6 separate regions of the Homo sapiens genome follow, and all the other regions are linked to region 6. A link is a loop called in an ENCODE intact Hi-C map of the cell type or tissue named here. Cell type or tissue: heart left ventricle. All regions are shown on one strand. Links, peaks and the distances in the headings refer to the core of each region. The heading gives the core; the rest is flanking DNA. Region 1 has its middle 110 kb from the start of LINC01972. Region 2 holds the start of LOC124909475 (a long non-coding RNA gene). Region 3 has its middle 99 kb from the start of LINC01972. Region 4 overlaps LOC105374292 (a long non-coding RNA gene). Region 5 has its middle 92 kb from the start of XXYLT1-AS1. Region 6 holds the start of LOC124909476 (a long non-coding RNA gene).

What was found. A loop is a pair of places that touch in the nucleus more often than their neighbours do. Peaks named below come from ENCODE experiments on the same cell type or tissue, not always from the same donor. Only the 100,000 strongest peaks of a DNase experiment are listed, where the experiment ranks them.
Region 1: it touches region 6 in a loop (2.2-fold over the local background); 16 of 110 quality-filtered maps call a loop at or near these places.
Region 2: it touches region 6 in a loop (4-fold over the local background); 67 of 110 quality-filtered maps call a loop at or near these places.
Region 3: it touches region 6 in a loop (2.3-fold over the local background); 16 of 110 quality-filtered maps call a loop at or near these places.
Region 4: it touches region 6 in a loop (2.1-fold over the local background); 10 of 110 quality-filtered maps call a loop at or near these places.
Region 5: a loop joins it to region 6, with 10 times the contacts of the local background. A loop is called at or near these places in 59 of 110 quality-filtered maps.

What each region holds. Positions count from the first base shown.
Region 1 is chr3:194,877,849-194,882,945 of GRCh38, forward strand. No RefSeq gene overlaps it. Among named protein-coding and RNA genes, the nearest start is that of LINC01972, 110 kb to the left of the region's middle. RefSeq lists an enhancer at 2,552-3,052. In heart left ventricle, for the core only: no CTCF peak of the experiment used is centred there; DNase peaks (open chromatin) are centred at 2,303 and 2,954; H3K27ac peaks cover 3,323 bases.
Region 2 is chr3:195,258,082-195,263,178 of GRCh38, forward strand. All of the region lies in intron 1 of XXYLT1 (xyloside xylosyltransferase 1), which reads right to left. It overlaps LOC124909475 (a long non-coding RNA gene), which reads left to right and starts at 2,266. Exons shown (of 2, transcript XR_007096225.1): 1 at 2,266-3,568; 2 at 4,903-5,097. RefSeq lists a silencer at 1,515-2,454. In heart left ventricle, for the core only: a CTCF peak has its summit at 2,135 (motif pointing left); DNase peaks (open chromatin) are centred at 1,850 and 2,670; H3K4me3 peaks cover 1,964 bases; H3K27ac peaks cover 2,545 bases.
Region 3 is chr3:194,864,705-194,869,801 of GRCh38, forward strand. No RefSeq gene overlaps it. Among named protein-coding and RNA genes, the nearest start is that of LINC01972, 99 kb to the left of the region's middle. In heart left ventricle, for the core only: no CTCF peak of the experiment used is centred there; DNase peaks (open chromatin) are centred at 2,790 and 3,156; H3K4me3 peaks cover 473 bases; H3K27ac peaks cover 2,264 bases.
Region 4 is chr3:194,782,434-194,787,530 of GRCh38, forward strand. All of the region lies in intron 3 of LOC105374292 (a long non-coding RNA gene), which reads left to right. Among named protein-coding and RNA genes, the nearest start is that of LINC01972, 16 kb to the left of the region's middle. RefSeq lists an enhancer at 200-1,399. In heart left ventricle, for the core only: a CTCF peak has its summit at 2,932; no DNase peak of the experiment used is centred there; H3K27ac peaks cover 1,076 bases.
Region 5 is chr3:194,999,662-195,004,758 of GRCh38, forward strand. No RefSeq gene overlaps it. Among named protein-coding and RNA genes, the nearest start is that of XXYLT1-AS1, 92 kb to the right of the region's middle. In heart left ventricle, for the core only: a CTCF peak has its summit at 2,453 (motif pointing right); DNase peaks (open chromatin) are centred at 2,490 and 3,470; H3K27ac peaks cover 237 bases.
Region 6 is chr3:195,103,668-195,108,764 of GRCh38, forward strand. All of the region lies in intron 3 of XXYLT1 (xyloside xylosyltransferase 1), which reads right to left. LOC124909476 (a long non-coding RNA gene) reads right to left here and starts at 2,876. Exons shown (of 2, transcript XR_007096226.1): 1 at 1-2,876. RefSeq lists an enhancer at 1-170 and a silencer at 2,764-2,933. In heart left ventricle, for the core only: a CTCF peak has its summit at 2,937; a DNase peak (open chromatin) is centred at 2,894; H3K4me3 peaks cover 260 bases.

The DNA of each region.
Region 1 (5,097 bases), core at 434-4,433, 230 kb before region 6:
TTCCCCGCCTTCCATCCGGTCTCTGCCTGACAAACTCCTAATGTTCATTCAAGGTCCAGCTCAGTGTCCAGTTCCTCAGTAAAGCTTCGTCAGAACTTCCTTCCCCCCGCACCTGGGTGAAATCGGTGTCCTGTTCTGGGCACTCCCACCACGCTCAGTACACATATTTATCACGACGCTCAATGTCCAGCATTGTAACTGGGGCTTACATACCGCTCTCTCCCTCCTGGTCTTTGAGTCTGTGACGCACAGAACAGTCTGTTGAAACTAATTTCAACAAGTAAGTTTGCTGTCTCGATAAAAACAGCCCACTGATAATAATATCCAAGAGAATTAGAACGGATGCAGTGAGGCATTTTCAAGTGCACTGACCAAATGAATTTTTCCAAAAACTTCATCAAATTTCACGTGAAGGGTAGAGTTCTCACCTGGATTTTTAAATTAAAAAGCAGCTTAAAAAACTATTAAGTCATGCTGTTGTCCAATTGTATTCGCCATTTGCAGATCGAAGTCATTGTAATCATGAATCCTGTGAATCTTGGAAAGTTTCTTATGGTATCAGGTTGTAGGCAGAAGCTGGAAGGGGCTGATGGGGACCCCCAGCTGAAGATTCTGCACTATTGTTGAGTGCCGCTGGTCATGGTGGGAACCTCAGAAACAACTCCAGGAAGGCAGAAAACACTTCTACTCTGACATTTATTTTTATTTTCTGTTTGCTTATCTGTATTTTCAACAGTATTCAGGTATTACTTTTTTAATCAGCAAAAACAATCACTTTTTAAAAGTAAAAAAGGTCGACCAATGAAACTGATTAAGACCATACAAGCTCAATAAGGAAGAGAGAAGGAAAGAAGACAGAATCTTTAATAAAGGTGTTTTTGACTGAGCACGGTGGCTCACACCTGTAATCCCAGCGCTTTAGGAGGCCAAGGCAGAAGGATCGCTAGTGGTCAGGAGTTTGAGACCAGCCTGGGCAATGTAGTGAGACCTTGTCTTTAAAAATACAATTTTAAAAATTAGCCAGGTGGCTCACACCTGCAGTCCCAGCCACTTGGGAGACTGAGGCAAGAGGATCACTTGAGCCCAGGATTTTGAGGCTGCAGTGAGCTGTGATCACGCCACTGCATTCCAGCATGGGTTACAGAGCAAGACCCTGTCTCTAACAATAAATACATTAATTAATTTGTGTGTTTTTGCCCCTAAGCTGGGGTCAAGAGACCTGATTGCTGTGTCCCAATGGCCACACCAAAATCATAAGGGGAAGAAGACAAGGAAACTGCAGGAGCTCTTTCTCTGCCCAGCTGCCACCTGCCCCAGCGTGCACTGCCCAGACAGAGCTCTGAGGTTCCCTGGGAGCACAGAAAAGGACACCACTTGTGTTTTAGACCCAGATTTGCCTTCTGTAGCCATGGGACCTGGGACAAGTCACTATGTCTCCATATCTTCACCTCTTAAGGAGATAACACAGCTGCCTGCCAGGGAAGTGAGGTCATTTTAAACTATATAGTGGTACATACATGTGAGGGGTTACTGTAATTCCTGTTGGTTTTAGAAAGAGGTGGGGTTGATAGGCATGCACGGACAGACTGATAAGCCTTTCGCAGGTTCACCAATGTTTCATGAGCTAAAAAATACTGTGATCTGCACAATTGTGTAGGTAGGTACTATTATTATTCACAATTTACAGATGACAAAAAGAGAGGAATCAAAAAGTTGAGCAAACTGCCTAACTTGCAACACAGTTATGAATAGAGGAGCTAGAATCTGAAACCTGGCAGTTGGGGGCAGGGCCTGCGTTAGTAAACATGGCTTGTGCTTACACACATCCATGCGCGTGCACACACACACACACACACACACACACGCACACGCGCGCACACACACTTCCCTTTTCCATCCCAAACGTACCACTCAGAGTCTAGTTGAATTTTGTAGTTTCAATTCTGACTTTGTTTCTTTGAAGCCCAATTGCCCTGATGCTGTTGACGGTTGACCTCCAATGAGTGGGAGGGTCACAGACACCTTTATTTTCATTTCACAGTCTTCTGCATTATTTTGATTTCTGCCCATGAGCATGCATTATATTTATAAAGATTAATTTTAAAACACATTGCCCCTCATGGGGAGGACTGTGTTTCAAAACAAAGGTTTTAAAGTTTAATGAACGTCTAAAAATCCTTTGCCATCACAGGTTTTCAGAGTCTTATTTATCAAATGCCCTGGCTGCTGGGGATCTTTCCAACTCATGCTGGAATCGGGCCTGGGTTTCCTGATTTCCCCAGCTCCAACGCTCAGCCTCAGCAGCCAAACCAGCCCGGCCCCTTCCTGTGGTTTCCAGCTCAGCCCTTCTGGTGGGAGGGAGGAGGAGAAGAGAGGATGCCCGTGTTGGGCCCTTCCCATGGGGCCCCAGTGTTTCGTGAAAACAGGGTCATGTCAATCACAGTCCAGACCTCTAAAACCTAGTAATGGAGGCTCAAGGCAGGTGAAAACATACAGGGTGATCAGAATCAAGGCAAGGAGGACTCAGGAAAGGGGACGGCACTCAGGCCAGGAGAGGGCTAAGCCCACTGGGCAGAGTTCCTGCCAGTTGGAACAGGATGGACTCCTAAAGCTCTGGCCTGGCCTCACCAGTGCTGTCTTTTCTACTTTTCTTCTGGGGTCCAGGGGCATCCAAGAGCAAGATTCCACCAGGGCAATGGACCCAGGAGGGGCTCAGGGGCCTGCCCCTGCCTGGCCTGAAACTTGGCACACACTGGTCCCATCTGGCAGCCAGCTTTAATTACGTTTCTGGACAAACACACTCTCATGCATTGGGCATCAGAGTGGGGACACTGTCAGGCAGAAGGAGGAGAGAGAGGCAGGCTGGCTCACTCCTGTTATGTGTACCCACTTAGCAATGCCACTTTAATTTCTCAAAGACATTCCCTGACAGCTCCATGCTGCGCCCGGCACAGGGAGCCTAGACCTGCTAATAGACCAGCTTGGAGGCAGCTGGAGCCTGTCTGCCCAGCTTGCCGGGGGAGCATTAATTAACCAGCTGGCGGCTCTTCTGTCTCCAGAGACCTCAGTGCTGGGATGGTCTGGGGACAATGTGCGTAGTGTGCAGGATCATCCCCAGGGTCCCACCACAGACCAAAGAATCCCTCCAATACTGAGTGCCTGAGACCCCTGAGGAGCATTTGCTTTGCTACTTCCTCCTTGGCATACAGTCAGTCAGAGCCTTTGGCTTTCTTCTCTGGCCACCTTGAGGGCATTATCAGGGCTGGGCCCCACTACTGCTGCAGTAAATGTTTGCCCGGCTGGAAAATGCTCACTCATGTTAACGAGGAAGCAATGAATGAGAAGCCTTTCTTCTCCTTTATTAAAGGCCGTACAAGCACAAAGCAGACTCTGAAATGTTATCTGTTCACAAACCTCATATGGCTAAATATTTACTGAGAATGTGATTGGCATTCCCTCAAGCAGCACAGCCAGTGTCCATGGAGTGTCAGAAACAGAAGCGGCACCCAGGCAGGCCCGTGGGCAGGGAGGCCCACCTCCAGGGAGAGCAGGTGTCCCCAGCCTGGCTTTCCAATGGAACTGCAAGCTCCCTGGGTTCCTGGACTCTCCATTGCTCCATCCTAGATGTACCTCAGGGCACTCTTCCAGCTACACAACCAGTGTGGAGCCCCTGCCTCTGGCTACCCAAGACTCCTTGGGGCTCTCCAAACACACAGGCCTTTCTCCTGATTTGGGGTGGTTTTGATTGCCCCAACTGGCACGCCCTTTCTGAAATGCCCCTTTTGCAGCATGAGGCACCCTTCTAGGTCAAGGATGGTGCGGGCTTCATCTGGGGTGCCGACTGGGATTGATTTGTGGGCACTGCCGGGAGCTTTGTGATGACCACATCCAAGCTGTGACATGACTTCTCAGGGATGTGTGCTAGGGTTGTGGGGATGTTGAGGTATATGTTTCACAGGTTTGTCATGAGTCTAGTCGCTTGTGAAGGCCATCTCCTCCAGGAAACTCTCAAGACTCCCACCGCCAAAGTACTTAATAACTGTGTTCTTGTCCTCCCTGCATTCCCTTGGAACCTAAGTCATTTGTCATTTTCTGTCTTCTATTACAACTATTTGAATCGCTTACCCCCCTTGCCATGCTAGCCTCCAGGTTCTTAGGGTAGCAACTGTGTCTCACTCATCTCTGTGTCCTCCTCAACATGTATCTTTCCTTGCTTGGAGTCAGAGCTCACTTAAGGCGGCTGAATTGAATTTCTTACCTGGGGACAGCTAGCTTAGAGTAGACTTCAAATTTAGTACAGTCCTCATGAGAGGGGTATTTTGGAAGGGAGCAGGTTGATTCTGCATTCCTGCTCTGGGGAAGGCGCTGCCTCAGGGCAGGACTGAGCAGTACGATGGGCACAGGGCAACTGGATGGGTTAGGAATGTGGGTGATAGTGGTTGCCAGATAAAATACGGACACCCAGTCAAGTTGAATGTCATTGTCTTCCAAGTATTGCGTGGAACATACTTACGCTAAAAAAATTTATTCATTGTTTTTCTGAAATTCACATTTAACTGGACGTCCTGTATTTTTATTTGTTAAATCTGGTAACTCTAGGTGGGAGTGCCAGGGAGAGAACACAAGATCATCTCCACAGACTTTCTAGAACCAATTCTGTACACTAAGCTGTGTCTTCATGGAGAAACAGCCTGGGGAGTAGGAGGGGTGCAAGACCAGCCAAGCTGGCTCCATTTCATAGCTGTCCATACTTTCAAGTCGCCTGAACTTTCAGACGAGGCTCTCTGATGGGCCTGGCTATCTGTGAAAGCCAACTCCAGTGAAGTCCAGAAATAAAACTAGGAAGCCTCCCAAAAGGTATTTTAGTGTGGTCAGCTGTAAACTTCATTAGGTAAGGACCAAGGTTGTCTCACTCATCATTTGCTCCTCAGTGGCTTGCATAGTCTTTGGCATAAAGCAGGTGCTCCAAAAATATTTACTAAATAAATAAAGAGCTGAGCACTACCTGGCCTTCTCCACCCATGGCTGGACTTACCTCACCCACAGCGATAAAAATGTGCAAAAACGGGAATTGGCACGCAGCCCTTCCTTTCCAGG
Region 2 (5,097 bases), core at 354-4,353, 150 kb after region 6:
CAGAATCCCACGCTGACCAGGACTCAGGGAGCCTGGCCACCTGAGCGGTCACACAGAGGTCACATCCTGGGCTGCTGTGATGCTCTGGCAAAAGCAGGGCCACCTCACAGCCTTCAGTGAGGCAACAGCCACAGAGGGTGAGGCTAGAGACCCCACTCAGGGGGATAGTGTGGCAGCCAGGCATAGGAGCAGGCTCTGGGAGTATGTGGGGCTATGTGGATCCATGAGCGTCTCCCCAGAGGCCCGGCCTTTTTAAGTCATTTACAGCTTACACTTGGCTGATGCCCAAAAATGACTATAAACAGTTACTGTGTGCAATCAGACCAAGAAAACAAATCAAAAACCAGTAAGAGGGAAACAAAACATCAAAATTTGACCAGAAATTGTATAATTGTGCACCATTTACTATAAACAAATTTGAATTGGAACCTTCGAGAAACTAAGGAACGTTCATAGAGGCGACTCTGTCATCTACACAAGACTACAAAGGCTTCATCATCCTGACAAGCAGCAGCTCCCACTCCAGAGCACAGGCCGGCTAGCACTGCAGAGCCTCTGTCCAGGGCCAGGTAGGGCTAGGGCCCCTGGGGAAGGGACGTGATGAAGATGAGCCTCTTCCTTCCAGCAGGAAAGAGAAAGTGTGGATGCCCCTGAACATCAAATAAGGCTAAGGCATCCTGTGCTTTCAGAGAGAGGCAAACAATATATTGCCAAGAGGTAGGGGAGGGAGGAGTGTCAGAGAAGGAAAAAACACCGTAGTTTGGAGAATTGAAGACTTGCAAGAACACGGGGACACCGGAAATAAACCTGGCCAGAAAGCTGTTTTGCAAGCTAGCTGCACTGCCCTCCAACTGAATCAACGGTATCAGCATGGTGAATAAACAGGTATGCGCTTTCTAGAGTGACAACAGCAGGGTGTCAGTTCCCAACACACCTATTCCGGTACCATTATTAGCAGCCACCGTTGACCAAGCACCTGCCATGTGCCAGGCTGTGAGCTGTCTCATTTCATCTGTTATCCCGGCAGCACAGCTGTGCTATCCCCAGGCCTGCCTGAGCAGGGCCGCAGGGGCCAGCCTCTGGGAGACTAGTCCCACCAGCAGAGGATGGCTTAATCGGGGCTGCTTAACAGTCATCGCCCTAATAAATAAAACCAATGGCCTTAATTTAAAACACATTAACTTAACAGCAGGCTTTCTGTCAGCTGATGAGGCCTAGCTCCACTGCTCAGAACAGGCAAGTAGTTAGAGTGGCCTCTCAGAGTCAGAGCCGTGAAGTCAAGGTCCCTGTGGCTTGCGGGTAAGGCCCTGGTCATCTTGACTTGTCTTCCACAACCCACACGACGGTGTGAGTGGTCCCAGGGCGAAAGATAAGAGCCCTGGATGGGAAGGCTGTGAGGAAGGGCAGCAGGGAGGCCTTCGGGCCCTGCCAGGCGGCCCTTCCAGCAAGCAGGCGGCCGGGCTCCTCCTCCCAGGGAGAGGCCTCCCGCCCCAGGTACAGGCCTGGGAAGCCCTCATCTCACCGCGAGGACAGTCGCGTGCGACAGGCCTGTAAGGTGGCATCCGAGTCCCTCCCGCAATTAAGGACGCCGGGCTCCAGGCCAGCGCCAGGGACAGACCCAGCACCAGGGCGGCCCCCGGAGCCGGCCTCTGGCGGCCTCGGGTCTTTTGCCAAATTCCCCACCGGCGCCAGGATACCGAGGGGCCACCCCCACCACGCGGCTCCAACAGACACGTTTCCCACACTGGCTGCGGAGGCCCGCCGGGTGTGACGGGGACCGGGCGGACTGGAAAGGATGTGGCTGGGGCCCCGGGGAGGACCAGGCAGGAGCGACGGGCCTCCCACGCAGCCTCCCTCCGACCGTGCTGCCGCATCGCCCGTCCCAGCGGCTCGGCCCCGCCTTGTCCAAAGGGCTCATCAAAGCCGGTTTACCGGCGGCCCAGGAAGGAAATGACCGCCCGCCGCAGCCCCGCCGACTGCCTTTCAGTTCAGTGCTTTCGAAACCACAAGGGCGGGCGGGGCTAGAGGAGGAAAAAAAACACCCCGCGGGAGCCTCAGGCTTGGGGGCTGCAGCCGCGCGCACCTCGCCGGCCGGGGGTCGGGCGCGCAGACGCGGTGCAGCGGCGCCCCCAGGCGGCCGCGCGGGGCACTGCACTCGGCCCGTGTGTCGGCCCCGGGCGGGGGAGGGACCGCGCCGCGGAGGAGGGGCCAGCCCCGCCCAACGCCCGACGCCCGCGGCCCCTCCTCTCCAGACGGGGGGCCCCGTGCTGACCGCAGCCGCGGAGCCCGCAGCGCACATCCCGGAGCACAGGACAAAACCTGTGCCTGCACCGGAGCCCCCATCCGGCTCCCGCAACACTGACCCCCCTGGGCAGCCTCGGGCACGGGGCACCTGGAAAGCCAGCCCCGGACACCGCGCGGATTCTGCCTCCCGGAGGTCGGACTGCATCCTCCCGTCCCGGGCGAGGCACATCCAGGAGGAGACAAGGAGGCGAAGCCCCCTAGGATAGGTGAAGACGACAGGCCCTGCCACCTTCGCTGTGGGTATTAGGGTGGGCTACCTCTCAACCGACCCCTCCGAAAAAGACGGGGCTGCTGCTATCACCTCCCTCAAACAGCAGAGGAGGTGCCTGGCTGCTTCTAAAGGCAGCTCGCTGTGGCACTTAGTCACTGCCCCTTTCTGGCCCAGGGTATCAGCTGGACGGGGGACACTACGCCCAGAGCTTCCTTCCTGTTCCGATGTTTGGCGAACCTGCAGCGCTCCCTGAAGCAGATGAGAGGGAAGCTGCACTCCCAGAAAGCGCAGTTTTGGTTCATATTGAATGGATTTATTGGGGGTGTCATCGGCAGGCGGATGACAGATTGTCAGGTGGGCTACAGCCCTGCCCTCATCCCCACACCCACAGCCCCTTGGCAGAGCTGCTAGCGGGGTCCTGAAGTGCCTCCTGCTGCTCTGGGAGCTCCGTAAGCCACCTGCTCTCAGCCTCAGGGATGCCACACCTCTTTCCCCAGCCTCAGCCACGCTCAAGTGAGGCGTCTGCACTTTTATACATTCTAAAGGCCTGAACAGGCCGGGCGCGGTGGCTCACGCCTGTAATCCCAGCATTTTGGGAGGCGGAGGCGGGCGGATCACCTGAGGTCAGGAGTTCGAGCCCAGCCTGGCCAACATGGTGAAACCCTGTCTCTACTAAAAATACAAGAATTAGCCGGGCACGGTGGCGCACGCCTGTGTAATCCCAGCTACTCGGGAGCTGAGGCAGGAGAATCGCTTGAACCCGGGACATGGGACATGGAGGTTGCAGTAAGCTGAGAACACACCACTGCACTCTGGCCTGGGGGACACAGCAAGACTCCATCTTAAAAAGAAAAGAAAAAGGAAATTAAAGAAAAGAAAAGAAAAAGGGGAGGGGAGGGGAACAAATGTTGCTACTATTATTCTCCTCATCAAGACTTCATACTGGTAAACATCCCCTTGCTGACTTCAGGCACATCAGTGTACACGTCAGAAATGTCCAAACCATGTCCTCGGAATATGCCCATTTCTAGCGATGTTGTAACACCTTACAGGGTAAGGAGGGGAAAGTCAAGGTAACTGTTTTTTGGGGTTTTTTTAAGAAAATGCATTTCGGTAAATATATTAAAAAATACCAAATACATGTATGTAGTTGTCCTTAGCAACATGTAATCGTCTCATTATTTGTCATTAGGGAAATGCAGACCAAAACTAAAATGAGATATCACTTCACACCCACTAGAATAGCTGTAATTGAAAAGATGGATGATTACAAGTGCTGGTGAGGATGTGGAGAAATCAGGACCTCCATACACTGCTGGTGGGAATGTAAAATGGTATAGCTACTGAGTTTGGCAGTTCCTCAAAAGGTTAAACAGAGTTAACCATTCCACTGCTAGGTTATACCCCAGTGATGTGACAACATATGTCCACACAAAAACTTCTAAGTAAATGTTCACAGCAGCATTATTCATAATAGCCTCAAAGCGGAAACAACCCAAATGTCCATCAACTGATGAATGGATGATGTGGTTTATCCATACGATGGAATAGTATCCAACCATAAAAAAGGGTGAAGCATTAATGCATGCTACAACATGAACCCTAAAAACACTAGGCTAAAAGAAGCCAGACACAAAAGACCACATATTAGCTGAGCCCACTTGTAGTGAATACTCAGAAGAGACACATTTATACAGAGAGCAAGCTGATTTGTAGTCTCTAGGGGCAGGGGAGACAGGAGGACGGAGGGTGATGCTAATGGATACAGGGTTTCTGAGGTGACAAGTGTTCTAGAATCAGTGGTCATAGCTGTACAACCTTGGGAATACACTAAAAACCACTGGATTGTATACATTAAATGAGTGAGCTTTATGGTACATGAATTATATTTCAATTTTTGTTGCAAAAAAAAAGTAATTATCTATCTTTTTAAAATATGGCCTACAGGAACAAGGAACAGTCAGGAAGTCATGAGGAATGACTGATACCCAAAGCTGGAGCAGTTAATCCGTGCATTGAGGCCCCCACAGATTTTATAAATCCCCGTCGATCAGTGTATTTCATCTATATCATGACCCCAAGGCTCTGCCTTATCATTTCAACACATACTTGCGGGCTTCTCCAGAGTTTATTGTATTTGATACAATACTATACAAAGTTATTCCCCTTAGATCTGTGATCATAAAGTTTTCCATAAGAAACATACATTGGTACACAAACTACTACAGCTGTTTTCATGAGTATATTACAATTTAAAAGAATGCCACTGTTAAATGCATTTGATAAAATATGCACTGTTCTCTAAACACTGCCATATAAAATGTCGGCCTATCTTTTCAAAGAGCCTCTCCCTTCAGGACATGTTTCTTTGATCACCTCTTTTCCAGACCATCATCAAAAGTTTCATTCAGGTGCAAGGTGCCTGCTGCTGTGACAAGCTGGAAAATCCATTGCATTTCCAGGGTCACCTGTTTGTCATTAGCTTCATCAATGAGACAGCCAGCATCAAGGTCAAGGTCTTCACATCCAGGCTTCTCTCAAGCCCCACCAATGAGCTAAGGTATTCAACTTTTCCAAGTCAC
Region 3 (5,097 bases), core at 390-4,389, 240 kb before region 6:
ACTGGGAGTTAAGTGTTACAGTCTAAATGAAAGGATGGTGAAGGGGAGAACACCTGTCTTTGTGTCCCCTGTACAGCACACGCCTCATGTATGAGTGGAGACTGAATAAATGAGCGCTGTGCCAGGGAGGCCGGCCCCGGCTTTAACAAGGTCTCACGTGCAGGGCGTAGGGGATCAGACCATTCTAGCTCCATCTTCCTGAAAGACATTTCACTTGCTCTTGAAGATCACAAATAGTAACATCTGCAGCCCTCTGAAAACACAAATAAGCCATTGGCATTTCCATAGACAGAAGCCAAACCTCGGGGAACTTATTTCTAATCCAGTTGCTCCAGCTTCAGCGGGAACATGAACTCACCTTGCTGATGGGACTGGCAAATGACATTCTAAATCATCAAGATCACATATGTCTAACCAGGTTGATGTGTGAAATGTCTGGTGTTTATTTTATCTATGTTTCACATTGAGCTGAAACTTCACTGCCAAAGACGTTGGCCAAGCAGGCTTCTTTCTCAGCTGTTGCTCTACAGAACAATTTCACAAAGACAGGATGTTGTCCTAAAAAAGCATCCTCTGGTTCCCTGCTGGACAGGCCGACAGCTTGGCTGGGTATTACAAACAAACCAGGAAAGTATGTTCAGTAATGCCAGCTCATGAGGGAAGCTGGGACTATGGCTTCAAAAGTAGAGCTGTAGTGAGTTGGGGAAAAAGTGGTAAATATTTGAGGAGGTTGTTGACATCGTATAAAGGCCAGGAAAACAAAGGCTGGAAATTGTAAGGGTCCTACAGTGAAAGTACCTGAGGATAGCTAGGGGACAGAGGGGAAGATCACAACCAGCTTGAAGTGGTCCATCTGTCTGACGTGGAAGCAGAATTAAGCACAGACCACACATTGTTCCCCAGATCAGGAAAATCCCATTTGACTTCAGGTCTGCTAACATCAGGAACATCGCAGTGGTCATGGTAATAATAATAGCAGACATTTACAGCATTCATTCACAGGCACTGTACTAAGTACTTTGCATACAATTTCTCATTTGATGTTTTAAAAACTCTGAAAAGGCAAGTTTTATTACTCTCAAGTACAGATGAAGGAACTGAGACTCAGAAGTAGGAAGGAACTTACTCCAAATCCATAGCTGTGCTGTGAAAGCTGGTGTGTGAATCTCGTCACTCTAGCCTGAAAGCATGTTCTCAAAACCATTTTTGTCAATTCCAAATACAAAACAGGGACACTGCAGTGCTGTGGGGAAAAGAGTGGCCTTTTCCATTAAATGGTCTCTGGGTCAACTTGCTAATCATAGAAAAATAATGTATTTTAACCCCTGTCTCACAGCTCACAAATAAATTAATCCCAATTGAGTCACAGATCAAAAACATTTTTAGAGCAAAACATAGAAAAATAGGTGAATATCTTGGAGTAGATAATGATTCTTTACTCAAGACAAGAAAGTCCCTAACCATAATATTGATAAATTGGATTATATTGCCCTGAAGAACTTCTGTTCATCAAAAGATACTACTGAGAACAGAGAAAGGCAACCCACAGAGTGGAAGAAGATATTTATAATACATACAGGACTCATACCAAGAATATATAAATAACTTCTGCAAATCAATAAGAAAAAGACAGAAAACCAGGTTCAAAAAGTGGACAAAAGACTTGATCAGATACTTCACAAAGGAAGTATCCAAAGTGCCAATAAACATATGGAGAATTGCTTAAGTTTATCAGTCATCAGGGAAATGCAAATCACAGACCACAACGCAATCACACTACACACCCGTCAGAATGACTACATCAAAAAAGATAGGAAATCGTGAGTATTGGTGAGGATGATGTGAAGCAACCAAGACTCTGTATATATACAGGTATACACACACACACGTATATATACCTTTGTAAAATGTCACTCCTAGTGTAAACTCAACAGAAATATGTATGTATGTGTGTGTGTGTATATATATATATATATATATATATATATATATATATATATATTCACCAAAAGACATACTAGAACATTATAGCAATGCTATTTATGATGTCTGAAAAAAAAACAACTCAAATGCCCACTGACATAGAATAGAACGGGAAATTTTCCCATTCTATTTCCCATTCCCAGTTGTAGCTCATATATTCTCATTGCTATTGTGTTACTATACCATTGATGGGAAAATGAATTGCGGTGTATTAACACGATAGCGATGAGAATATATGAACTACAACTATGAGCAATAGTATCAGGACAAATCTTACAACTGTGATGTTGAGTGGAAGAAACACAAATGAGGATATTCTGTATGTTTCCTTTATTTGAAGCAGGAAAAGGGACAGAACTCTTCTATCAGAAGTCAGGTCAGTGCTTACCTAGGGAGGGTGTAGCAACTGGAACAGGGTACAGGGAGGTTGGTCTCCTCAGGTGCTGCTGATGCTCTGTGTGAGCTATGTGCTGGCTGCAAAGGTGCATTTGTTTATGACAATTTACTGAGCTGTACACTTACTGTATCAATTAGCTGTTGCCATACCAAACCATCCCCAAACCCAGTGGCAGACAATAAGCATTTATTTCTTGCCGACTGGTTTGTGTTCAGTTGTTCAAAGTTGGGCTTGGCTGTGTTGAGGGCAGGCTTCTCCACATGTCTCAATCTCCTTTAACTGGCAGCCATCCAAGGCATGGTCTCAAAGGGTGAAAGGCAGGAGCCCAAGATAGGGAAATGGAAACACACAGGCTTCTTCGGGTCTCAGCTTGGAGCTAGTGTCCTCTGACTGCTGCCACATTCCAGTGGCCAAGGCAAGTCGCAGGACCAAGCCCGACATCAGTGGAGTGGGGAAATACGCGCCTCTCAAGCTCCTCCCCATGTAAACATTTGCTCAGCAATAATCTAATCCAGGACATTTATTAGAGGTGTGGCTTACTGTGTGTATTTCGTATTTCAAAGTTTTCAAAGGAAACCAAAAAGGGTGTAGGAACCGCTATCTTCCCCTACCTCCTCCACACTACTGGGTCCCCTCCCACTTCTGGGATCTTAATGGAAAGAGGATAAGTTATGAAAATTCTCTACACAAGCACAAGGAAGAAAGGAAGGAAGAACACGTGCTTCCTAGCACACAATGCGCTTCCCGTCAGCTGGGCTGGAGAGAAATGCCTCCCTGGTCTGCCACCCCCCACCCCCGCCAGAGACATGGCGGCAACAAGTCACCCCTTCCTGTAGTTGTAGCTGAAGGGACTGCTGTAAAGTGCAGCCCCAGTTTTCCCAGCCCCTGCTCCCTTACCTTCAAGGGCTCCCTATTGTAGTCACACTGTTTAATAAAGGGTGAACTTTATCCAGTGAGAAGGAAGGAGCTGAACATTTAAAAGGCTCAACATTTCTGCAAGACAAATTGAACTTTTTGCCTCCTAACCAACAATCCTGAAAAAGTCTCTCTTATTCATCGCAGATGCAGAAGGTTTAAGCAGGCACCAAATTACTCCAAGGGTAACATCCCAGTTCCTTGGTCTTTAGATCAGACGCACTAAGAGGGACGATAAGTCTTCAGAGAGGTCTGGTTCCTACTGTAATAAGAGCATGGGATTCTGTTCCTTCTCTGTAGGTAGGGAAAGTTCAAATGTACACAATAACAATTCATCCCTCTCTTGCAACTTATCTCATATAAACTCCATCTCTAGAATCAGGCTGCCTGGTGTCAAGTCTTGGCTCTACTTGCCGTGTGACCTTGGGTAAGTGATTCGACCACTGTCACCCTCAGGTCCTCCATCTGTAAAATGGAGATTTGCTTATTCATTCAATGGACCTTTATTGAAAGACCTACTATGTGTCCGGCAGGGTGCTGGGCTCTAGGGATACAATGGCAACTGAGATGGACATGGTCCTCGCCGTCATGGAGTTTATATGAAGGGTAGAGTCAAACCGCAAACACTCTGTCACATAACCACAATCTCAGCCATAGTGTCATGAGGAAAACAAACCATAGACTGAGATGGAAAATAACAGGAGAGTCAGGAAGGTGGTCTCACCAAAAGGTGACACACTTAAGCTGAGCCTCAAAGGAAGAGCAGCTAACCAGGGGAAGTCTTGCCAGGTGCAGGGAGCAGAGCTCGGTGAACTCGGGACACTGAGAGGCCAGTGACACAAGGGGAGAATGGCTTCAGGTGAGGCTGGAGGGAGAGGTAGGAGGTGCGTCCTGCAGGGCTGGGAAGCCGGGAAGGGAGTCTGGATTTATCCTACAGGCAGGGGGCGGCCACCGAGGGGTTGAGATGATCACGTGGCTGCTGGCAAAGATGGACTTGCGAGGTGGTGTGCAGGTTAAGAATGGATGTGAGACCAGCCAGAAGCCTATTGCAGGACCCCAGTGGGTCGTGGTGCTGGCGCTGGAGATGGGGAGAAGAAGGCAGTTGAGTCAAATGGCCCCCGTGGGGCGAGAAGCCCCAGGACTCAGGACAGAATGAAGATGGGGGAGTGTGTAGGTCTGGTTTGAGTCAGTGAGTGGAGATGGCTGTGACCTCCTGATATGCGAGAAAGAGTACAGGGAGAGGTGAGGAGAAAGCAAGGTAAGCCCAGGGCTTGCCAACACTGAGGGAGGGGAAGGAAAGGGGAGGGGAGGGGAAGGGAGAGGAGGGGAGGGGAAGGGAGAGGAGGGGAGGGGAGGGGAGGGGGTATCAGCCCAGGGTCCTACAGAGGAGCAACTGATAGGGTGAAAGGAAAGCAAGGAGGGGGTGGCTCCAGAAAGGAGCATTTCAAGAAGTCAGGATGCCCATCTAAGTCCAGTGTTGCTGAGACGAGGACAGAAGCTCCAAGACACACCAACAGTGAAAATGAGTCGAGGAACCGTCTGTATAGTATATATCACATTTGTGTTTTCAAAAGTTGTGTGTTTGGAAGCGGGAGGATATTTTAGCTTATTTGCAGGTTTGCTTATGGAACAGCTCTGGAAGACTCTGCAAGACTCTGGTGACAATGGCTCCCCCAGAGGAGGGAACCGGCTAGCAGGGGATGGGGTGGAGTGAGAGAGACCTTTCACTGTGTGTCTCACCCTTTGGGAGCTTTCATATTTTTATAAAATATAAATATATGACTATATTACTATTCAAAATT
Region 4 (5,097 bases), core at 698-4,697, 320 kb before region 6:
CTGACTTGAACCGGAACATCAGCTCTGCAGATTTTGGACTTGCCAGTCTCCATAACTGTATAAGTCAATTCCTTATACTAAATCTCTTTTTATATATCCCCTATTGGTTCTGTTTTTCTGGAGAACTTGACTCATACAGTTAGGCTAAATGAAATCACACATGTAGAAAACAGCATGGAGCTGGGCTCCTAGTAAGAAATCAATGAAGATTAAATTTTATTTTAGGGGCTGGAGAACCAGTAATGATTCAGTGGGCTGTTGTCCAGCCTTCATGGAGCCCATGCAGCCTTTCTCATGAGTGATTGCGTGTGTGCCGTACCTCCCCAGCAGGGCTCCAGGGACGTGTCTGAGAGCAGATCACACTGTTTGTCTTCTCTGTCACCTGCCTTGCCCCTAGCTTGGGTCTGGAACACTCAGGGCTTCAGTGACTGGGCGCAGGATGGATGCCCTCCAACCCAACACCCCTTGGCAGTATGCCATCGGCAACAGGGCAAATCTACTTGATGCCAGTCCTCACGCCCCCTCCGTGCAGCCAGCCACGCTGGTTTTCCAGCTTCCACATTTGTCATGTAGTGTGCTCAGATGCTCCGTTCTTCCTCTTCATTCTGTGGATGAGAAATTATGGCCAACCAAGAGTTCTGCCTTCCTCCTTCCGTGCTTGCTGCTTGATGAAAGTGGGTTGCTAGTGTGTCATGTGGATACATTTCTCAGTCTGAGAACACAGGGAGTGGTGCTGAGAGTGAGTGGGCAGAGGGTGAAGGGTGGTGCCTGGGAGGGGAGAGCTAGAGCCTCTGAAACCACATGGTGGACATTTGCCTTTGATTGTTTGCTTGCCCGGAATCTGACCTGTGCTCTCCTACGTTGTGAGAATCCTCACTGTGTGCGTCTTACTGGGAGGCAGGGCTCTGTCATACACAGTGAAAGCCAGAGGCCCAGACTGCCCTTTCTCTAAGTGCTGGCATCCAGGGCCTGGGCACTAAGGCAGATTTGGTTTTAGGCTGCTGGCTTGGGTTAGTTTAGGATAACTCTGGTTATTTCGGGTTATTGCAGAAGTCCTAGACAGATTGGAGAGATCAGCCCATCAAGTATATGCTGATCTGGGGTTCATAGAGAATCCAAAACAGTATACTCTCTGCAGTCAACATTTTCTCAGCTCAGACTTTGCTTCCCAACATCCTTTTATTTCTTTTTTGTAGGGAAGCTGAGGGAGAGGGTAAAACTGCAATTAGCTGCCTGCCCTTACTGTCTGGGCCTGTACCCAGCTCATCGGGACTGTGTTCGCAGTGTTCACATGGTAAACGTGTCACCAGGGGCAAACTGCAGCCTCAAAGGCAGGGAGTGGGATAGGAAAACTGGGCTATAAATAAGTCAGAAAAGCAGCTTTTTGAAAAAGGAGTGGCTACTTACAAAACTTAGGATTCTCGAACTGGAAAGAACCTTGGAAATTTAGAAATGGAATCAGAGTTGGAATCTACCTCAGGAGTTTAGGCCAATTATGCGAATTCCTTTCTTTTTGGAGTGATTGGCTGAGGCGTGGGAATATGACTTCACCCTAGCCAATGAGATGGAAAGGGGAGCCTGGGAGGACATCTGGGAATGTTTCCTTCATTCATAAAAAAAAATACCAAATACTTGCTTTTTCCTATATCTGAGTGCGTTTGTATGAGGGAATGTCACCTGCAGCCGTGGGTGCCATCTTGGACCAGGAAGGGGAACCCAAGAAAATCCCAGATAAGCTAACCCGGAACTCACCCAATTTAAAGACTCACCTTCAAGCAGACTTCAAAATCCCGATACAATACATTCCTTGACTTTGTCTGACTCCTTCCTGGACACCCCTAAGACTCAGTGGAAGTAGCACTCTCCCTTGCTGAGGTAAGAATAAATACAGTTGTTTCTTATCAACAGGTTGCTTTGGTGATTTTTGGGGAGCCAGCATTAGACACCAGCAAACAATAGGAAAAATTAGTGGGATGTTGTCCAGGCTTCATGGAGCTCATGCAGCCTTTCTCATGAGTGATTACGTGTGTGCTTTACCTCCCCAGAGGGACTCCCTCGTCTCCCTCATTTACTCTGGCTTGTAGGGGAAGATCATGCTCCAGCCCTTTGAGTTGCCATGTGTCTTCCTTCCACAGTTTCCAAGGGGCCTCCGGGGGCCTGTCTCCTTTCACACTCTCTTGTCTTCTTGCAACTTGGACTTTTCTCCCTGGAGCTGGAGAAAGGAGAAGCCATAGAATTGCCTGACCTGCCCACCCCCCACCCTTCCCACCCTTCCCCACCCTCGTTCATGTGATACCGTTTCTTTTACTCAAATGCTTTTTTTCTCTCTCCCAATACACAGATGATGGAATATAGGAATACCGGTAGACACATAGGCAGAGATTGCTTTTTCATCCCAGGAGGCTCAGCATTTTCCCACTCAGTTATTGAGCTTTTACAAGCCGCTGTTCAGGATGGTCAGACTCAGTTTTTTAGCACACCAGTAATTGCTTCTTTCTTTTTTCTTGGGGAAATTTTAGGCCACACTTTCTGTAGCAGCCCATGCTCCAATTGGACTAGCTGTGGAACAATTAGTTTCATAAATGAATGTGTCTGGAAAATGGATTCCAAAGTCCTCTGTCTGGTGTGTGACCTTGAGCTGTGTGATCTTGGACGAGTCCCTTTTTTTTTTTTTTTTTTTTGTGAGCCCAGGTTCCTCCTCTGTCAAAGAGAGAGTTGGGCTAGATGATCTCCGAGGGCTCTATGGCTCCTTGAGATCCTGCAGTTCATTGATTCTATGCCTCAAGGGGAAAGCATTTAGAGGGAAATGATTTGTTTTTAATTATAGAAACAAAACACGCTTCTTATTGTAAAAATTAGAACAAGTCAAAAGTATGCAAAACCTAACACATTGGTGTTCCTTCTTTGCTCCATAAATTCCCCTAGAGAGAGTCTTTTGGGGGCAGTATTTGCCAAGAGCACTCAGTGCCTGCTTTTTGATGATGTTGACACCAATGACTTCCAATTCACTGAGATAACTAAGGGCTGTTTTGAGAAGCAACTGTTTGTGTTCTTATCGTTTCCCTTTCCTTTGGAGGAAAATTGCAGAAGTTTTTTTGTGTTGTTTAAGGGTTGCAAAGCTCTGCTGCCTGTGACCACGCCTATGTCTTTGTCAGAAAATAGGACACATAATCCTGGCCTTAGCCCAAGACTCAGATTTGTGAGGTGCGTGTCTTCAGGAGGGCCTGTGACCAGGGTGCTGACTGTCCCACAGAGCCATGGGCTGGACACGCAGGTCCAGAGATTAGGTCCTAGCACAACAATATTGATCTCAGCACTTTAGTCTTCCTATAAACATGAACATTACCTTGTTATGTGTGTCTAAAGTTTTAATCAATTGCAGTTGGACTCTGTAGCAGAGAACTGAGAAAATACCAAGTGTTGGAGAACAACAATGAAAAGCACTTTTATTACCTGCCATTCTGGGGAAGCAGCCCATTAGGGAGACATAGATCAAGGGCATTGGCTACCAAAGTTCTCAGCCACATGCTTAATCCCTTAGATTACAGCTCATAGCTGCCTCAATGAGGGTCAGACCCGAGGAAGGAAGATAAATAGAATCCAGTGTGGCCCCAGGAAATTTGGGCAGGGCCATGCAGATGTGGGTGTGAGGTGAGGCTCAGTGTTGAGGAAGGGGTCGGGCGGGGAGAGTTGTATTCAAGGAAGGGGGATGTATTAAACTGTTTCTCCTCACCAGAGAGCAGAGGGAAGGAAGAGAGTAGAAGGCTGATGGGGCATTCTAAGGGTTAGATAGGGAAACTGATGGAGTGACAGTTGGCTGAACCTGGCCCATGGTGGAGAGCAGGCCAAGCCACACAGCCAGCCCCTGCCTCGATCCTTGAAGGCCCTGGAGAAGCTCACTGGGGTTAAAGAAGCAGGGGGCAAGGCCAGGCGCCATGGCTCACGCCTGTAATCCTAACACTTTGGGAGGCCGACGTGGGCGGATCACAAGGTCAAGAGATCGAGACCAGCCTGGCCAACATGGTGAAACCCCATCTCTACTAAAAATACAAAAATTAGCTAGACATGGTAGCGCATGACTGTAGTCCCAGCTACTCAGGAGGCTGAGGCAGGAGAATCGCTTGAACCCGGGAGACGGAGGTTGCAGTGAACCGAGATGGCACCATTGCACTCCAGCCTGGCAACAGAGCAAAACTCCATCTCAAAAAAAAAAAAAAAAAAAAGAAGCAGGGGGCAAAAAGTACAAGATGTTAAAAGACTGTGCCATAATACTACTAACTCATTCATTCAGTTACTCAGTCATTCATTTGTCTACCCAACAAATGTTTATTAAGCCCTTTCTATATGCCAGATGCTGTGCTAGGCCCTGGGGATATAATGGTAATAAGACAGCTGTGTCTCCTGCTCTTATGAAGGCTGCAGTCTAGTGGAGGAGATTGCGGTTGAATTAATTCCAAGGTGAAAGGCCAGGCAGAGGGGCGGCAGTAGAGAGGGTGGGGGCCTGGGGGCCTGGGCAGGGTCAGAGAGTGACCAGTACTGCAAGCAAGAGGGCAGAGGGAGTAGGTGCTTGTGAGGTGTAAACAGTATGAGGTGGCCTTGGGAAGGTTGTGGGGCAATCCTAGGGAGGCATGGTGGTCCTAGGGCAGGGCTGCAGCTTCTGGAAGAGTCTGACAGGTGTACCCTGCCAGAACTGGTCCTGGATTGGACCTGTGGGAATGGAGAGGGAGGGGTGATGATGATTGACCTCTGGGTTATGGCTTGGGGGTCTCACAGGATGTTAAGATGGGAGGTGGGGATGGGGTGAGGGTGGGGAGGAGTGGCACAGAGATGCTGCCCTAGTCACAGCTCCAGGTTGCACAGTCCCATGGCCCCGATTCCAAAATTGGAGGCGCTTCAGGTTGAAAGCACCTCCTCTCTGCAAAGCCCCAGGGAGACAAGAGGCTAGCAGTCTCTCTGCTCTTCCTGAGGATTAATTCATTCTGAATGTTTTCTTCTCAAGAATGAATTGAGATAACCAAAATTAGGAATTGGAATTTGAAAGGGGAGACTTCAGGGCACTTCCTTAAAAGGAAGGGAAGGTGAAGTGGATGGAAGATA
Region 5 (5,097 bases), core at 451-4,450, 100 kb before region 6:
GCAAGGCTGCCCAGAGCTGGAACCCCAGACACGAGCCTAGGCCCACTCACCCACCAAGGGGCTGGGCTGGACACACTTACCCCAGAGCCCCAGAAGACCCCCACCAAAGGCTGGCTGTGAGCTAGCTCATTCAGCAGAGCCCATGTCATGTTTTTAAAAAGAGTGCTGTGGGGAAAAAAGAGAAAAAAATCACTGACTGTCCCCTCCACCCAACTACTTCTTCACTAGACATCTCATCCCTGGTGAATTTCTGATAATGCCGCTGGGTGTTTACAGTTTCCAAATGAGGCAGAGGGGCTGGTTCACTGCTGCCTGGGAGTCAACACAGGAGAAAAGCTGTCATCCCCATCTCTCTCGCAATCTCTCTCTCAAGGTTTATTATAAAATACCTGTCCCCCGCCCTTCCTCTGGATGGTAAAATAGAGCATCCTCTGCATTGAGTTTTAATCACCACTGACAACCAGCTCACTTCAAGGTCTAGAGTACACATCAGAACGATCTTACATAAAACAGGATGTTTTTTCAATGTCCGGGTCCTGCCCACTGCAGTGCAGAAGATGGTGCCTTCCCCCGGCTTTGGCTAGAGAGCATAGGGGTATGTTAACCTGGCTGGTGATGCAAGGAGAATCCCTTAGAGGAAGCTAGAGTGACAGGATGGGTTGATTATTTCAAACAGAGATGGTTTCATGAGACTGCATGCAAGAGTTAGAAAAGTCTTCTAGATTTTTTGGTTTGGAGGCACACCAGAAAGGAAAGGTGAGATCAGGGTACCCAGGTGGAAATCCAGGCTCTCCCCAAAACCCCAGGCTCACTGAGGCAGCCTGACACGCTACTCCTCTCAAAGTCTTAATTGCATTGTCTGTAATTTAAGGAGTTAGACTAGATTCTCTCTAAAATTTCTTCCAGTTTAATGCCCATGAGTCCTGATTAATTTTGATTTTGTTATGCCCCACTTCATATGATTCTTGGTGGCTCACAAAAATAAATTTGGCATAGGATTGTAAAGACTTATGCAAAGAAATTGGATGGGAAAGAAGAGTAAAGTGAGGACACTAAAATAAAATTAGCCTCTAAGCTGCATGGTAAGGTCCTATGCACTTTGTTAAAGGTGAGCCATATTTTTGCTTCTGAGCTTCCTACCAGCCAATGCAGAGAGGAAAATGTGATCAGTTTTGAGACCAAGATAATGGTAAGAAAAGACCAGTTTTCAGGAAAGCATCAACTCTTCTTGGTTCTAGGGCCTGAGGCATTTCTCACTTAGGTCTTTAAAGTGAAGGAATGCTGGCATGTTAGAGCACATTCTCAACAGAATCTTTTCAGGGAACACATTAACCTCTTTATAAGGCCCCTCAACGTGGCCAGTGACATAACTGCAAAAGCAGTGTGGTGAAATCAGTTTGACCTGGACCAAAAAGCTGCGATATAGATCTGGAGTTCTCTGGTGGTCTTTGTAAGCCGAGGGGAATAGCAGAGTAGCTAGGACAGTATTTCTCAAACCGAGGGGCTAAGGGCTCCTGGGGTTCCCCAGACATATTCTTGAGCCAGACAGTGCTGATTCGGAGCAGTTATCCTCAATCACGTTCATGTACATTTCAATAGAGGCAGAGGAAAAGAAACGGATCTGCCAAACGGCCACCTGGGCCAGTGGGCCATCTCCATCACAGTGCGAATTTAGTGTTAGTCAATATAAAGGGGCATGAGTGTGATGTGGGCATGCTCCTGCCACCTAACCCTGCGCCTCCATGCTGCCACAATCCCTGCTACTCAGTGACAACCGCAGACTCAAGACTAGCCGGCCTTGGTCTGTGTAAAGCTGCCTTTCTTAGCTCCCAATTGCCCCACAGAGTAAGGCTGAAATTCCTCTACAGGCTGTTCAGGTCTCTGTGTGATCCACACCACCTTCTCCTCTGGCTTCAACAGGGATGCTTCTCTATCCTCCCCCTCCCTCCCAATGTCAAGCCCTGACCCCTGAGTCAAACCATTGATTTGCCTTTGTGCAGACATCTTCCAACCTCTGAGTTCCCTTTGCCTCTCTCCCCTCCCAAGTTTCTCTTTTGACTTCCTCCCATCCTCCAAGGTCCAACCCAAAGACCACCAAAGTTAAGCCTTCCCCATTTTTCCAGCAGATGAAATCTCCCTCCCTCCCAGAGCACTTGGCCAATGTCACATCCATTGACACAACTCTTATTTCTGCTGGGCATGGCTGACTCAGTGAACATGCAGGATGAAGTACAGAGAAGCCTTCAGCCCACAAGAAGAATTTGGTTTCTTGGGCTTAGACCTGTCTTCTCGGCTTGACTGGGGGCTTCTTGAGGGCAAGAGCCCCAGCTCACAAGTCCCAGCCCTCCTGCCACATTCCCACAAGTTTTGCTAATGTCTGCAGAATTCACTTGCAGTAAGGAGGGGTGTGGTGTGGCTGCATCAGGGGAGAGGATGCCTCAGACAGCCAGCAGGTGGTGGGCTTGCTGGCTGGGCGAGCTGGGGCAGGACTTCTAATCCCTTTGTCACAGCTGGGCTGGCCTGGACAGTGGCCAAGGGCAGGAGGGGGAGGGAGGTTGCCTCCCCGTAGGTGAACACCTGACACACTGTGTGCTTATTGGCATTTCTTGCTGCACCTGTTTATTTAACCAAAGCATTCTGATCACAATGCCCATTAAACCTTGTTGACATATTTGAAATTCTGCATTCATGCAACTCAAGCGTCAGCCTTCCATCTGCCAGCTGTATCCTATATTAATTAAAACAGTGGATGAGGTAAACCCAGTTAATCCTCTGGGGGAGAGGTGGGGTTTGTTTTTCAAAGGGATACAGTTTCAGCTTACAGGGTGCATTGGTTTGCTTTTCAGAGTTCCAAATGGGCATTTGTTGTGCACACACTGTGCCCAGAACCTTCTGCTAAATACAGCCTTGCCCCTGATCACTCCTGAGTACTGAGGAATGAATGTGGGTAGGTGCAGTTGTGCATGTGTACATGCGTGAGCTATACACGTGAGCGTTTTGTGTGAGCCCTTGTGTTCATGTGGGTGTGAGTACCACATCTGCATCTGATCAACACCCAGTGACATGCCACCCTCCACGAATGCACTCGGCACACCAAGTTCCATTTGTTCTTTGTTATCCTTAAAGCACCAGGGAAGCTGTACTGCTCACATCAATCACTTGAGATTAAAAAAGAGACAGACTTTGTGTTTACTCCGAGCTCCCTGTGATGATCATTACTAAGACTTGTAATTTCCCTCCATGAGAATCTGGCAGGCTGGGAATACTTTCTTTTGATGGTTGGCAGCTAGCTCTTCATGGAAGAGCTTAGTTAATTCCTCCCAGGCAAGTTATGTGTCTCACTCTGAATGACAGTCTGGGACCACGGAAGGCAGGACCCCTGTGCACGACTCCGTGGGAGAGGTTTCACATGGGAGAGGAAATACAAGGGGAAGGAGCCTCCTGGGACTGTGCAGCACGGGGTCCCCAGTGGGAGGAGCGAGGCCTGGCAGTTGGGAGTCTGGGGTTGGGTCTGGCCGCAGGCCCACCATGTAATCTTGCAAAATTACCTCGTCTTGGGCTCTGCTTCCTCATTTGCAAAATGAAGAGATCGGATTGCATCATTTCTTAGGTCCCTTGTGTCTACAGGCTCTAGGAGTGTGCCAAGAAATGGAGTTGATCTGCTGGTTTTGGTGGGAACCACAGCCTCCTAAAAATGTTAGAGCCGGAGGGAACCTCAGCTCAACTTCTGTGCCTAACCTCCTCATTTCCCAGAAGCAAGTGACTTGTTCAAAGCAAGTCAACGCAGAAGAAATAGAGTATGCATTCTGGGATGGAAACAGAGCCAGCCCAGGTCCCTTGGTGAGGTTTTGAATGCATTTCATTTCCAAAAGGCAACCGAGATCACTTCCCCTCCACTTAGGTCAGGACTTGGCTCAGGCCTCACTCAGCTCCTTCCCAAACCCCTATTCCCTATCTGAGCTCCCCTCGTCCCAGCACCAGGCATTCATTTGTGTGGTAGCAGCTGGAATACTCAGGGCTCCTGGTACACATAGAGTGGTCCCCAGCCCCCGCAGCAGCACCCAGCAGCTTGTTGGAATGGCAGGACATTGGGCCCCACCCCAGAGCTTTCAATCAGATCCCCAGGTGGTCCTTCAGCTTGAGAGCTGCTGTTGCAGGACCACCTGGTCTCTCCTACTCTGTTCCACTCCCCTTCTCCCCAGCTAGACTGTGAGCTTTTTAAGGGTAGGTCACGCAGCTCATTCCTGTGTGCATCCCAGGGTTTGGAATGGTCCCTGGCGCAAAATAGGTGCTCATCAGGTATTGGATGAATACATGAGTGACATGAACCTGTGCAGGCTTCTTGAAGGCTGTGAACATAGCACCAAATCTGGAAGGGAAGACCGAGTGTTGATGGAGAGATAAAAGTGACGGTCTGCAGATAGCCTTCTCCCTGCCCTCGCTAGAGGCAGGGGGTCAGGACTAGCCTGGTTGGAAGGGATGACTGTGACACGAAAAAGCATGAGAGGAGGTAGAAGAGGAGGGAAGGGGAGGATATCAGGGAGTTGAATGATGCCACGATCAGAGTGTTTGGGACAGACCTGTGTACCCCGTTCATGTCCACCTCCCCTAATCTTACTTTCCTAAAGCAAACGTTCCCTATTTTCAGATGATTCTGAGCAAAGGCGAGGAGCATGATTGTTCAAAATGAGAATCTGAGTTCAGATCCCAGTCCCATTGTGTACATGCTGTGTGATCTCGGGCAAGTGACTGACCCTCTCCCCGTGTCCGTTTCCTCATTTCTAAACTGAGGATCACAAAAGAACCTTCGAAGGGTGCCCTGAGGATTAAATGAGATCGTATAATGCATTGCTACAGGGCCTGGCACAAGGAAAGGGTTCAATGGATGTGAAATGATCATAAGTGAAAGAATAAAATCTGATCACTAGCTGGCTGGAGACTGTCCAGTCTGGGAGTCTGGCACCCAGCTCAGTTTGCAGGTCCTAAACCTGGGCTCCCACACCCAACGCTTTGGTTTTTCCTCCCATTGGCCCTCTAGGCCTACTCAGAAACTCTTGTCTCCCTGAGCCCCTCAGATTCATATGTCTCAGGACGGTT
Region 6 (5,097 bases), core at 457-4,456:
GAGACCTTTAGAATCCATCAAGGGGAAGTCACTGGGCAAGAGGAATGAAATTCAGGCCCTGAGAAACTAGGGAAAAAAAAATTAGAGAAACAATGCAATCTTGTCAGGTGACCAATTCCAAGTGTGTCCTTTGACCTCATGGAATAAAAGACAGTCCCTGGCATAACTAGCTGAAAATACTAGCTGGGGTCATATGCTTCTGATTACTGAGAAAGGCCAGCACAGGCTGAGAGTCCCTATGCTCCTGCCTAACCCTGTGGCCTCTCCAACGAGGGGAGAAAGGTTTGACGCACTAGAAGTTCATCACTTTAAGTCTGTTGTTTGGAATTCTGAATACATTTTCCTATAACAACTATTTCCAACTGGTGTTTGGGCGCCTTTTTAGACATTACATACAGATGGACCCACAGTTTAGAATGGGAGCAATGGGGAAAGGAAAATGGGAGGTCGGGCCCATGAAATCTACTGATGAGTAGAAGCCCTTTGGGAGCACACACCCACTGTGACGGTGATGACGGTGATGAGGGCTCCGTGTGTGTGTGTGTGTGTGTGTGTGTGTGTGTGTGTGTGTGTGTGTGTATTTTATGAGAGGGCAGATGCCATGAGAGGAAAACGAGGCTCTAGGAACAGAAACAGAAGTATGAAGAAGTGGTTCAAAGACAAGAAGTAGCAAGCAGAGGAGATGGTTCTGAGTCCCAATCATTCCTCAGCTTAAGTTCTTCTTTCTACAATACTTCACTTCCCAGGCAGCAGTGCCCAGGTGAGCAGTTCCCTTGCGGGGAGGGGGTGGGGCAGCAGTGGACTCATGCTGCCTGCTGGGAAAGGGTATGTGAGATTCAGCTGCTCACACGACCATGTGTTCACTGAGCAGGGGATCACAACCTCAAGCTCCCAGAGAGCAAGGCAGTGGGGACGAGGCGGGGACCCGGGAGATCCAGACAGCGTGGCACGACCACCTGAGAGAGGCTGCTGCTGTTCAGCTGAGGCCAGGGGTTCTGGAGAAAAGGCAGGCCTAGTATCATCCTGACTTCTGAGTTTTAAAGGAAAGCTACGGAATACCTTGATTTTAAATGTTGGCAACTAATACAAAGTAACAACAACAACAAAATGCTACAGGCAAAAACAAAAACAAACAAAAAAAACCCCACACCAAAAACCCTCTTCTGTCTGGTCTGTGGAATATCAGTTTGCAGTCCCTTTCCCAGTGTCTACAGTTAGAATAAACCATTTGGTTCTTTGATTCGCAAGTCTAGCTACAAGCCAGAATCACTTTGGGTACATGGTCAAAACGCAGCTTTGGAGACCAACAGTATTGGGATGCCTGGGACAAGGCCTGAGAGCCTGTCTTTTGAGGTGCCCTGGGGATAGTGGTGTGGCTGCGCCGCATTTGGAAACCACTGGCTGGTTTGTATTTCATCCATATAACCAACTGCTCACTAGTGTTTCACACCTCCAGTTCATAATGGTCAAATACTATCACAAGAATGATAAAACCACAAAATATGCTGACCCCATGGATAGGAAAGAGGTGAATGTCAAGGGGACCTGGGACACAACCAAGTGTGTCAAAGTGTGTCTTATCTAAATGGTTTATGAAAAATTAAAACTCTATAATATATAAGCATATGTTTTAACAGACGAATTTTCCCTCTACTAAATCTTTGAGTAAAACTGACTCTTCAGGAAGATGCAGTAAGCTTTGATCCTGTGACTGGAGAGTACAGCTGTCCCCAGGATATTCACCAAAGTTTAAGAGAAACAGACATATCTACACACCGTATCATCATCTCGTCTGACTTACGCCCAAAGGCAAAGGGCCACGTGAAGTCCACAGCAGGACTCAAGTGCAAAGTCAACAGACTTTTATTTAAACTTCTGTTCAAAGGTATGTGAGTGTTGAAAGTGTGTCAGATGGTGGAGAAAATGACATAACAGGAAATTGTCGTTTAACAACAGAGTCCATCCCTGAATGCTGCAGCCAAGTCTGCGCCTCCGCGTCCACTCACGGGGCCACCGAGCAGTGATTTGGAGACCTGTTTCAACTATCAGCGGGGGCCAAGGGATCCCTGAGCCAGACCTACACCATGGCAGAGCCCCCCAGGTCATTTTCCCACCGTCGGTGAAACTGTGAGGAAACCATGGTATTATTCCTGGCCTCCCTGCGCTTCCCTCTCTCCTTTCCTGGTGACGTTTCCAGCTGTCACCAGCATTCCATGGCATACTTCTTATTCCCCACCTTCCCTTACTCTCATATCATCACTTCTTAGTAAGACTAAAGCCTTCCCCTTTCCTGTATTATTTACTTCTGATTAATGTCGGCAGCATTTCACCGGCGCGTAGCATTTAACTATTGACTTGAACACCATAGGTATTGCTTCTTATGGAAAAAGAATACTTTAAATTAAACGTGGTCTCTTTATCCAAAAGTGCCCAATTTGTTATGATTAATAAAGTTACCAATCAATAAAGTTACTTCATATGATCACTCTGAAAAAAACAATAAAACCTCTTTGTGGAAGCTCAATACACTGCCATTCTGTCATTCACTAGTGTTCTCGACGGAGAGGCGCTCTTGCTGTGCTGTGTCGTTTTTGATGGAGAGATGCTCTTGCTGTGTTTTTGACGGAGAGATGCTCTTGTTGTGTTTTTGATGGAGAGATGCTCTTGTTGTGTTTTTGATGGAGAGATGCTCTTGCTCCGCACTCCCACCTAACCCTCACCCCCAACCCCCTGAAAGGTTCTGGCCCCAGCACGGCCCCGCACACACCCTCTCTCACTGGACTTGCCCCTTCCCTTCTCCCGGGCCTCACGGCGGTGTCTACGCCGGGCTCGCTGGAACCTTCCAGGGCTCGGTGATTCGGGGCTGCGGTGGGAGGGCCCTGAGTTCTTAGACCCGCGTGCAGATCCGGCCGCGACACAGGCGAGACCCCTGCCGGCGAGGCGCGGAACTGCAGGCACGCCGCGGCAGGGAGGGCCGCAGAGCGGGAGGGGCCTGGGGCGCCCCCAGCAAAGAAGCTGGGGTGGGGGGCTGGCCACCCATCAGGTCATCAGGAGCCAAGTCCTCTTCCACACTTCTTTCACCACTGTCTTCAGCTGCCACCTCTGTCTGCCTCAGGACCATCAAGCTGTCTGGCTTCCGTCCTAAGACCCTGAGACAGAATGGAACCCTGGGCACTTACCCTCCTAGGCCAAGGCCAAATTCTCCAAAACACCCCCTAGAGGTGGGGGTGACGGGGGGAGGAGAGTAGACACTTGGAGCCCTGGACATCGGGCCAAGCATCCCACAGACGACAGATAAACGGCTCCCGGATGGTAATACAATCAGAGGCTCCACAGAATCTTTTTCTGTTGGCAATGGGATTAGAAAATAAAAATAAATCCCAAACACACACAGGCACCTGCCCTTTGCCTGGTGGAATGGAGAGCTCTCGTTTTGTTTTGCCCAGAACGACTTTCATTTACAGCTTCACATTTTCAGCAAGACGAAAAGCTGAGTCCAGACGCCCTTCAAAAAGAAGAGAGGTGGCCGGGTGCGGTGGCTCACGCCTGGAATCCCAGCACTTTTGGAGGCCGAGGCGGGCGGATCACCTGAGGTCGGGAGTTCGAGACCAGCCTGACCAAGATGGCGAAACCTCGCCTCTACTAAAAATACAAAAATTAGCCGGGCATGGTGGCGGGCACCTGTAATCCCAGCTACTCAGGAGGCTGAGGGAGGAGAATCGCTTGAACCCAGGAGGTGGAGCTTGCAGTAAGCCAAGATCATGCCACTGCACTTCAGCCTGGGCAACAAGAGCAAAACTCCGTCTCAAAAAAAAAAAAAAAAGGAAGAAAGGAGGAGGAAGAAGAAGAAGGAGGAGGAAGGAGGAGGAGGGGGAGGAGGAGGGGGAAGAGGGGGAGAGGAGGAGGGGGAGGAGGAGGGGGAGGAGGAGGGGGAGGAGGAAGGGGAGGAGGAGGGGGAGGAGGAGGGGGAGGAGGAGGAGGAGGAGGAGGGGGAGGAGGAAGGGGAGGAGAGCCACAAGTGCCAGGGGGGCAAACCTAGCAAGAACAGTCAGTATTCTCCGCACTGTGACCCCGTCCTCCCTGCGCTTCTGGCGGGGATCCAGCCCCTCAGTGTTCGGAATCCTCATGGCCTCATGAGGCCAACTTGGTAGAGACACCACCTCCTTTCTTAAATGAGGAAAATGGAGACTCCCACGTGGAGGCATCACCCGCCCAGGCCTCCGCACAGTGGGGCCCTTCTTCCAGTCAGCTGCTGGCCAGTGCTGAGGAGGGTCCCTACACACAACACAACCCATTTTATCTGGCCAACACAACTCTGATGCCATTCGGCTCTCATGCAGTTGAACCGTGTCAGATGAGAAGTGGCTGGAAACCTCCCTCTAGCTGTATGCATCTCCCACCACTCCCCATAGGGGGGTCTGGCCTTTCATCTTACAGAGAGACCTAGGTGACCTGCAGAGGCAACCCTGGGTCACCTGAGCTGCAAGTCCCAGTTCTGGGCCTGGCCTGCAATGTTCATATATTCTTCCATCCATTCTTGTTTTTCTTTACTAAACATAACTGCATGTTACAACCAGCTAGGCATAAACATTAATTAGAAACGCAAACCACCATACTGATAAAAACATGCAGAAATCCTATGAACCAGCGGCGTAACTGGGAACTTTCTCAAGAGCCTTTGACTCTTATCAAACTGCTAACTCTTGTTTTATTTGAGACTTAGTAGCATCTTCCTAGTTTTTTAGAAAATTGATTTCCTGTCTGTAAAATACACATTTGGAGTAAAAAATCTGGAAAACTTTACAAATCGTAAAGAAAAAACAACACACATATACAGTCACGCATCGCTTAACAACAGAGTTTGCTCTGAGAAATGCATTGTTAGGTGATTTCGTCTTTGTGTGAACACACAGAGTGACTTCCACAAACCTAGATGGTATTGCCCACCACACACCTGGGCTGTATGGTACAGTCTGCTGCTCCTAGGCTACAAACCTGCATGGCATGTTACTATACTGAATACTGTAGATGCCTGTAACACAATGGTATCTGTCTATCTAAACATATCCAAACATAGAAAAGGTACAGTAATAATAT